Linked DNA regions of Mus musculus: region 2 is linked to region 1. A link is a contact called in ENCODE Hi-C or POLR2A ChIA-PET data. All regions are on one chromosome and are shown on one strand. The core of a region is the stretch at or near the end of the contact, and the rest is flanking DNA. Distances in the headings are between cores, read along the strand shown. Region 1 holds the start of Rnf139 (ring finger protein 139). Region 2 holds the start of Tatdn1 (TatD DNase domain containing 1).

The links. A loop is a pair of places that touch in the nucleus more often than their neighbours do. ChIA-PET counts read pairs that join two places held with the same protein, here RNA polymerase II (POLR2A).
Region 2: a map of gastrocnemius shows a loop between it and region 1 (9-fold over the local background). The contact joins the promoter of Tatdn1 here to the promoter of Rnf139 in region 1. A Hi-C loop is called at or near these places in 13 of 37 maps with a recorded cell type or tissue (CH12.LX, T-helper 1 cell, T-helper 17 cell and 5 more). POLR2A ChIA-PET finds 5 or more read pairs at or near these places in 3 of 5 experiments (Patski and embryonic stem cell).

Annotation. Positions count from the first base shown.
Region 1 is chr15:58,887,264-58,891,706 of GRCm38, forward strand. Rnf139 (ring finger protein 139) reads left to right here and starts at 1,966. Exons shown (of 2, transcript NM_175226.4): 1 at 1,966-2,231. The coding sequence starts at 2,051. It also overlaps a transcript of Tatdn1 not described here.
Region 2 is chr15:58,930,208-58,935,046 of GRCm38, forward strand. It overlaps Tatdn1 (TatD DNase domain containing 1), which reads right to left and starts at 3,531. Exons shown (of 12, transcript NM_001368428.1): 1 at 3,472-3,531. The coding sequence starts at 3,493. It overlaps Ndufb9 (NADH:ubiquinone oxidoreductase subunit B9), which reads left to right and starts at 3,594. Exons shown (of 4, transcript NM_023172.4): 1 at 3,594-3,731. The coding sequence starts at 3,631. It overlaps Gm36559 (a long non-coding RNA gene), which reads right to left and starts at 3,069. Exons shown (of 2, transcript XR_875364.2): 1 at 705-3,069; 2 at 1-603.

The DNA of each region.
Region 1 (4,443 bases), core at 716-3,215:
TGTACTTTCAGATCATATTTTATTCTCTATTTTTGAATGGTAATAATACAATTCTCCCCCTCTCTCCTATCACATTTTTACTTTAGTGTTTCTGGACCCTCTTCTCTGTAAGAGCTTCACTCTTTTGACTTTAATTACACTGGGGGCATAATAAGAGAGGGATGAGTAGCTAATTTAATCCCTGAGGTTCCCTATGTAAGATTGTGTCATTCTTTCACTAAGGTTGCCTTCCTCTGGGGACGTTGTCATAGCCACAAGGTTAGTCTCTAGCCATGCAGTTTAGGAAAGTTACCCAGAGTTTCTAGAGTAGATCTGAAAAGGTAACCATCTGGTGGTCTTTTAAAAAATAAAATAAACCAGAGAAAGGTCTTGAGTTAGGATGGTGACAGCGGCTATAGGAAGGATAGGACTCAGTTACAGAATTTGGCTGTGGGTGAAAGAAGCAAAACAAACCGAAGTTTTAAGCTTTAAGATACCATTAGGTTCAAACTCTGGTTTTGATTCTTGTTGGTCTGGGGCATACACAGTCCCACCTGTTAGCACCTTTGTGATCTTGCAATTCGTTTTATCTAAACCAGTCTCAACCTTGATAAAACAGGTAGAGCAAATGCCTATCGTAATAGCTGATATAGAGGCTTTGGTAAAAGAAAACCGGGGCCTACAGTGCCTCGTATACAGATGGAAGAGGGGAAAGTGAGCAAACAAAGCCCAAACCACAAAACTGGGTGGAGGTGCCATCTTCCTGCTCCAAACACCTTCCCCCAAAAGGGTTCTGTTAAAGTCTGATAATTTTATTTACAGACCTCCTCCCTGTGCGGGTGTGGGGTGGAGTGGGAAGGGAGGTCCAACTTCTAGAGTCCTGCTGTAAACTGGCTTGTGCGCTTTGAGCTAGGAGCCCAAGTCAACCAGGCTTCCTGGTTTGCGATTTTGTGTTCCTTAAACCAAAACAGCTAAGTCTACAGTTCAGCCTCTGACCTTACTCTCTTCCTTTGCTGGAGAAGGAACAGAGAAACAACAGCCAGGTCATACCAATTCCACTGATAGGCAAGAAAGAGCGGCGAAAGAATGCGCTCAACTCTGATTAAGGATTTATCCAGGACAAGGATAAATCAAAGACCTCAGAGAGTTCTGGGTTCTTGCTCGTAAGTCAGGCTCCGAAGCCATTAATAAAATGTGCATGACCGTCCACGGGGACAGGGAGGGAGATGTGTAAACAGATGCGAGTGTGTTTTTCTTGGCAACACCTAACAACTCAAGGCCAGTGCCAAGTCTGGCTGGGATCGCCCTGTGCAGCCTCGCAGGTTATTTCCCCTGCCATTCCTCAGGCCTGGCCTCTGGGTGGGGAGAGGCAGGTAGGCAGGGCGGCGTCCTCCAGCTTTTCATCTCCCAAGCAGGACGAGGCGAGTTCAAGGGACACTCACTGGGCTCTACTAGACATTTAACACTGTCGGTGCGCAGTAGCCCAGCATCCCACGCTCGGGGCACGCCAACACCGAGGGGCAGCCACTCACAGGCGCTCGGGCGCTGGGACGCGGCGGGCCGGCGACGCGAGCGCCACCCCGCGGCGAGGCGAGGCGAGGCTAGGCGAGCCGAAGCGGGCGGGGACCATGGCAACGCTCGAGGCTCGCCGGGCCCCGCGTGCTGACGCTGCGCGGCGCGCCGGATTGTGACGCAGGGCCGCGGCGCCGGCTCCGCGTTCTCGAGTGACCGCGGGCGCCGCCTCGGGGGCCTCGCAACGGCAGCAACGGCCGAGGCAGGCGGGGTCAAGATGGTGGCTCCGCTGGCGGGGGAGGCGCTGGAGGGAGGAGGAGCCAGACCCTAGCCGGCCGGAAACACCGACGCCCCGAGGCCTCCCGGCAGCCGCTGCCGCCGCCCCCTGCTCCACCGAGGGACGCGAGCGGGCGGCGGGGCGGGCCGGGCCGGGACACAGGACAGGAGGCGGCCGGGGGCGGAGCCACTTTCGTCGGCGCCCGCCCCGGCCGCGGCCCCGGGCCTCCCCCGCGCCGCCCTGCCTGGCCCGGCCCGCCCAGCCCCGGTGTGGCAGCGGCTCATGGCGGCGGTGGGGCCCCCGCAGCAGCAGGTGCGGATGGCCCAGCAGCAGGTCTGGGCGGCGCTCGAAGTGGCGCTCCGGGTGCCCTGCCTCTACATCATCGACGCCATCTTCAACTCCTACTACGATTCCAGCCAAAGCCGGTTCTGCATCGGGCTTCAGATCTTTCTCCGGCTCCTTGGTAAGGACGGCGTAGGGCTAGCCCGCTGGCCGAGGCGTGCCCTCTCCCAGGCCGACGGGAACGGCAGGGCACTGGTGGCACGCGGCTTGGGGAACCACGGTCTGGTTCCCCAGAGGGCCTTTTGGCGGGGGTGCGGGGACCCGTGGTACTCGTGCCAGCGTTGACAGCTGAGTGGTGCTGGCGGGTCTGTGCCCTGCTCGGTTGGCACCTGGATGGGCGAGGAGAAAGCACGGCTGTGTGAGCATGCGGCTGTCTGTCTGCTGTTTCTCTTGGGGAATGACTGCTGGCTTCCAGCGTCCTATGCGACAGCCCTGGAAAAACAGCTCTCCGGGTCTCGCCGTGTGTGACCTTGGACTTGAGCCAGAGCTTGAGCCCCCTGTCTACCCATTTCACAGTGCAGAATACGTTGTCACTTCTGTGTCTTGGAGTCCACCGGATCGTGAAGTACTTGAGGTAAATGGCCACTCAAGCCATGAATGTCAGTCCTTGAAACCATTTCCAAAAGTCACCGCGAGGAAGGTTATACTTACAACGAACCCCTAAACTCTTTCTATGAGTAAATAATAAGGTGTTGGATGTGACTATGAAAGCTTACCATCCCAGGGTGATGAGACATCTGTGGGAGACTAGAAAGATCAGTCTTCATTTCATATGGATTGAGTGCTAAAAGTATTTTATATTTCACTTTCTATTTCTCTCTGTGCTACATACCAGAAGTGAGAAACACATAAAGAGATCTTTTCCAGATAATTACAGCTTGGCAGGTTTTGTTGATGAGATCATTACGATGAGTTTTTAGGTGGGTTCTTGCTATTGAAAGGTTGGGGGTGCGGGTACCTGGTAGTGAGGTCCTGACCAAGACCTTGAGAAGTGCGAGCGCCTCTGCTGCCTTATTCTCCCAGAAAAGGAGCGTCAATAAAGAAGCAGTTTTGTTCTTGGCAGTAACTCTTCTACATTTGTCTGCTAGAAAGCATTCTCACAGGTTTTACCTAATCCGTCGGTCACTCCTCAAAGGTGGATCGTGTTATTTAGACTTTACAGGTGAGGAAATGAGGTTGGAGAAGTTAGGTGTTTGGTTTCTGGTGCACAGCTGGTGTTTGCCAGAGCGTTAGAAAGGCTTCTGGTGTTCAGGGATGGTTCCCTTTTGTTCTTCCTCAGTGTGCGGAGATGCAGTACCCAGCGCTGTGACCCCGCAGTGCTCACCTTAAAGTTAACAAGAAAGAAAAAGTGGTGGTGATACTCTTCAAGCACAGGGCTTAGTGTCATCTACTGGGGATACAAGTTAGTCGTTCTGCTCTTCTTTATTAAAGCCACTTCCACCATTCTCTGTGTTCGAGAGGAGTCTGCATAGTCATCTCAGAGATAGTACATACAGCCACTGCCTTGAATGTCTTCATGGCATAATAACCGCAGATTCTGGCAACTTTGGGGGGACCTGAGGATTTAATGCATTTCCTGTTGGAGTACTCGACACTAGGTAGATTTATAGAAAGGAGTTTTCTTAAGTCACTTACGGTAAAAACATTTAAGAAAGTCAGTGTTCCCCCGCCCACTCCTTATACTTTATTTCTTCACAGAAGTTTTGTATTTGAGAATTTCAGGAAGAGCTCCATTTCACGAGTCTGTAGTTTTGTTTTCTCTACCTTTATAAAAACAATGATGGTATTGTCAACATAAAAACACAACTCATCTCAAATGGGATAAGAGATAGCTTATTCTGAAACCAAATCTGATTGACTGTGGCCCATGAACACTGATTGACGTTACCCCAAATTCCATGTTCAACATGGTAACAGTTTGATAAAAGTTTTATAACACAACACTTTAAAAACCATTAGTGGAATGTTAAGTAGGTAGGTGAAAGCAAAGCTGAAAGGTTCTTGTTATAGACCCAGGATGCTGTCTGTAGAAGAAGGTACTCTAGAGCTCTGGCTGTTGGGAACTAAGGCTTTAAGTTAGTATATTCCAAAAGGTTTGTATGTTAGTCACTGGATGTTAGATCTCTCTGACTTGGGCTAAAGATGGTCCAAGGTAGATTGTAATTAGGCTCTGCACCTGCAGCCTTCCACCTCCAGAGTCAGTGAGCTTCCACGCACTCAGCCTGCGGAGGTTACATTTTGAAGGTGCAGCTTCTCTAAGGAAGTTCACAGCATCTTTTTCATGGAGGTTATAGGGCAATAAATGAGTTAGGATAAAAACCCTTTAAAGCATT
Region 2 (4,839 bases), core at 2,281-4,780, 45 kb after region 1:
AGTCACTCTCTTAATGCACACCTTTAATCCCAAACAATGAAGGTAAATGTAGTTTGTAGAAGGAAGCACCCGTGTTTAAAGTGATGTCTAATTGAGTGGCAGACAAAGTGACAAATCAGAGGGAGAACCACCATTCCCTTGATAAACTAAGGACAGCCTCTTCACGGTACACCTTACCAAGTTGAATGGCAAAAGACTTCTGTCCTTCCACGCCACGTGAATCACATCGGTTTCCTCTAAGACCTTCTCCAAGTCTCCCACAGAAAATGCTCTCAGACAAAAGCCACTTCCTCATCAGCCCACCCACCAGAAACATCTGTGGAAATACCACAATAACTCAGCACTCCGATACAGAGGAGCCAAAGAAAAGTTCAAATAAATTGACTGGAAATAGTTCTATCCATGAACAAGGCCCATAAAGTACAATACCATGAAATGACTACAATTACTCAGAGATGGAACAAAGTGAGCTTTGGAGTCAGAATTCTTGCCACTGCCAGTAATTAGTGAAGGCTCTTGGTCCCTGTTGAGCCTCATTGTCTTCTTGGTGGATGAGTAGAATTTCCTCTGGCAACAGTAACCCTGGCAGGCAGTCACCATGACCTGAGGGAGGAGTCAGACACTGGCAACCCTGCTATTTAGGACAGTAATGTCTCCACTTCATTAATGTTTAAAAATAGCTGTCTTTAATAAAAAAAAATTACCAGTATCAATGAGTTGATTTTTCAAAACAAAGTGGGAAAGCGTTTGTTCTGTTGCCCTCTAACAGAAAGCAGTATCTGCAAACTGTTTGGGCTTAGTGAATCTTGTCAAGGCACTGTCACCTGTGATTTAGGAACATGGAGAGACAGTAAACAAGGGATTTAAAATAGCATTGGACGTTATTAGCCTTGAGATATAATTTCAAGGTTATAAAGTTTCAATAACTAGAGAACAAGGAACTCGCACCACTGTTCAGCAAAAACACAAATCCGAAAGGTCAGACAAGCAGCCCAGTTTCTTCAGCAAGTCAGTGCCAAAAATACTTAAACGAGCCACAAAAGGATGCCACAGCAGAGAAGTCAACTCCTTCCTGCCGCCACTGTCTGTCGTCTTGCTAAAGGTGTCACTGTGACACAGGGCCTCATCATGCAGAACAAGACTCTGCCTCTGGCCTGCAGTGCTGAAGTTACAGGTGTGCACTGCCTTACTTGGCTTCATTGCCTATTGTTAGTCCCTATACTAGTAATGGTTGAACATTTTAAATTGTTTTCTTTTAAATCAGCAGAATATTCCTCTACCTGTGAAAATTATTAAAAAGAACAATTCAGGGGCTGGGAAGATGGTTCTGCAGTTAAGGGTATTTGTTGCTTTTCCAGAGGGCCCAGCTTTGGTTCCAGTATCCATATCAGTATCCATATCATACCAGTATCCATATCAGATGGCTCCCAATTGCCAGTGACTCTAGGAGCTTCTGGGCACCTGGCTCCCTCTTCTGGCCTTTCCAGGTATCTATCTGCACACATACCCACTCCCATATGGCTAAAATAAATCAACTTTTAAGTTTAATATTCAATGTCCATAAAACTTTATTGAGGCATGGACACACTGAGTTGTTTATATACTAAGTCTGCTTTCAAATAACAAGGTATAAGACAAAAAGGAAAAAAAAAAACCCAAAACTGCATTCTCTGCCACACTCTCAGATCCACAACATTAAATATATTTTAAATTGTATTATAACATTGCAAGTAACAAACCTTCATTCCAACTGGGCAATGGTGGCGCACGCCTTTAATCCCAGCACTTGGGAGGCAGAGGCAGGTGGATTTCTGTGTTCGAGGCCAGCCTGGTCTACAGAGTGAGTTCAGGACAGCCAGAACTACAGAGCAACCCCGTCTCAAAAACAACAACAAAAACCCTTCATTCCGCTTTTTAATATATATTATTGCTCCACAAAATAAGGTTTCCTCACTTATTCTGTAAGTCTGTGTGAGCCCTTCTCTTTAGTTCTTTGGATAAGCAACCACGAACCTGGAAACGCCCAGCGTAGACTCTTAACAACCAGGAACAGGGACAGACAGTATGAGGTGAGGAGTGAGGGCTCTTGTGCCCTCTCCAGGACATACCACTTCCTAGCACATCACATCAAGAACCCAGAACACCTAACCTTCACTTCAGGCTTTCTCACAGAGTTTTTGAAAAACCTGCTAACATTCTCCCCACGTTTGCTTTGACTGGCCATAGGCCTCACGTCTCTGGTGTGGAAACTAACTCACGACTAGATTTCTCACAACTCCATATTTAAATACAGTGTCTTGGGAAAATATATTGCTTAAGGTGTCTCTCAGATTTTACTGTATAACCTTAACCACTCTCCTGATTCCACTTTTGAGTGCTCGGAGGATGTCTCTATTTGGATGTCCTTTAACTCACGAATGGACCTAATCTATTAGATCCAGATGGCCTAGGTATTTCTTAACCTGCCATCTTTGGGTCTTCACTTCCCACAACAGGCATGAACAGTCAGTGCTAAATGCTATGCACAACCATCCCATTTCTCTTTTTCTATTCTTTTCCCTGTTTGCAAAACCTGAAATACTTACATTCGTCCCCTTATCTGCCACAAAATCTACAAAACGACTATCAGGGTAACCTCCTCCCTGTCACTTCCCACCCTTAAATAGCAGGGAAAGTCCACAACGACGAGGTTCATACTGAGACTACCCACATCGGTATCCCAGAAGGCAAGACTCTTTCCGTACAACTGGCACTCAAAGATTTGCTGAAAAGCCTTCATTGGAACGCCACTCCCAATAGAAGTGAAATTTAAGTAATCGAGACTTTAGGGTTCCAAGTTATCCTTCCAACCCTGACTCTTACAATGTCCCCCATTTTGAATCCTTGCCGCACTCTCCAGCTGTCGGATGGATCGTGGAACTTGCGAGGCGACACAATTTGCCACCCCCTCCCGTCTGAGGACTCCCGTTTATGTCTAGATGGCCTGTGAGCAGGACTTGGCCACATTCCCGGGACTCAATGTCAAGCCTCCCAGAGTTGTCTGTGGTATGAAGGGATGACTGAGTGAACCGGTACCTTGGAGGGACTGTCAGGCCGGCCATGTAGAAGAGTTCACGAAAGACAGAAGAAAAGTGATTGGCTTGGGGGGCGGTGCTTTTTGAGAGATGGGAGGACTCGGGGACTAGCCCATGCTAGGCGATCAGTCTACGGCTGAAGCACACCCCACACCTATTCCTCTCTTTCCAGTTGAATTAAACACACACAAAAAAAGCACAAGTCACAATGATTCATTGCCCGGGAATGCTCATAAATGAACATGCACTAGGGAAACCATCCTCCAGCAAGAACCAGATCAGTCATTGCCAGCACGCGAGGCCTCCGGGCATCTTCCGTGCCCTGGAAAGGCCATGCCGCGAAAAGGGGACCCGGGACTGTCAGCGAGGCTCACGACCAAGACAAACCTGCCCTTACCCACGAACTTGAAGAGACTCATGACGGCGCGGCAGGCTCCTCCCAGGGAAAAGCGGAAGTGGCTCAGAGCACGCTCGTCCTTCCGGTTCCGCCTCACAACCGCCCGCTTCCGGGTTCCCGGCAGCCCCCGCGGCGGCCGCTGAAGGTGAGCCGGACGCTATGGCGTTCTGCGCTCCCCCGGCCTACCTGACCCACCAGCAGAAGGTGCTGCGGCTGTATAAGCGCGCGCTGCGCCACCTCGAGTCATGGTGTATCCACAGGTGGGGAGAGGGGACCCGGGGCTCGGGGACGGAAGCCGAGGGGCCCCGTGGGCCAGGCTGATCAAGGACTTGGGGGACACAGTGAAGGGAGCCCGCCCTTGAACCCGGGTCCCGATGCAGTCCTCTCTGCTTGATCTGGCGGAGATGATTGTGTGGGGCGCAACCAGGACCCAGCGTAGAAAGTTGCATGAAGAAATAAAAAGTACCTAGGACTGTCATTGTCATGGATCTAAAGCTAACGTTTTTATGACTCTGTCGTCCCTAACCTTAACAGTAATTTGTCCATTATCTTTAGTTTGCAGAGTAACTCAGATATTAGTGATTATTTTAGCCTGATTTTACAGATAAGCAGGCTCATTCTATTCCACCTCCTACGTCATTTTATTTCTTTAACCATTGTTACTAGTCTTCTCGTTAAGTCTCATACGGTGGCATATGTTGGGGGAGACAGATATTCTCCATTACATTATGAGTTTGAGGCTAGGCCAAAAAAAAAAAAATACCCTTCTTACAAACAAACAAACAACAATATAGTGTTAAAACGTGTAGACTTTCATGACCTAAAAGAAATGCAAGGGGCAGTGACAACCGAAGATGTGTAAGTCCCATACCGCTACACTCTTACCCTAAAACCTAATCCCACAAGGAGGACTTCCAAGAAAAAGATGGAAAATCAAGTAACCCTGTAAGACCTGCAGAGGGTAACCCTGGAATCCTAGGATACAAGTTTGTGGTTACATCTCTTTGTTATGCAGGCTGGTGCAGTGTACAATGCTGAACAGTTGCTAGCTTCTTTCCTAAGTTTTTCTTATTTATTTAACAGAATTTGCAATTCAGCGTCCATTCTGGATGGCAAATAAATGACAGTTAACCCTTGATTTTGAGCTGCAATCCCATGGATTAACGGGGAACGTGACGGGGAAACTCAGAAGGAACAGTGTTACTGAAGAAGTTAAGACTTCAAGAATCCAGACAGTGTTATAGTACAGTTGGAGATATTAGGGCTCATATTCATGGAGGGAATAATCAAACTAGCTACTATGACAGCACTAACAGATTTGAAAGCTGACATCTTTTCTTAGTCCTTGTCCGCATCAGTTCCCTTAAA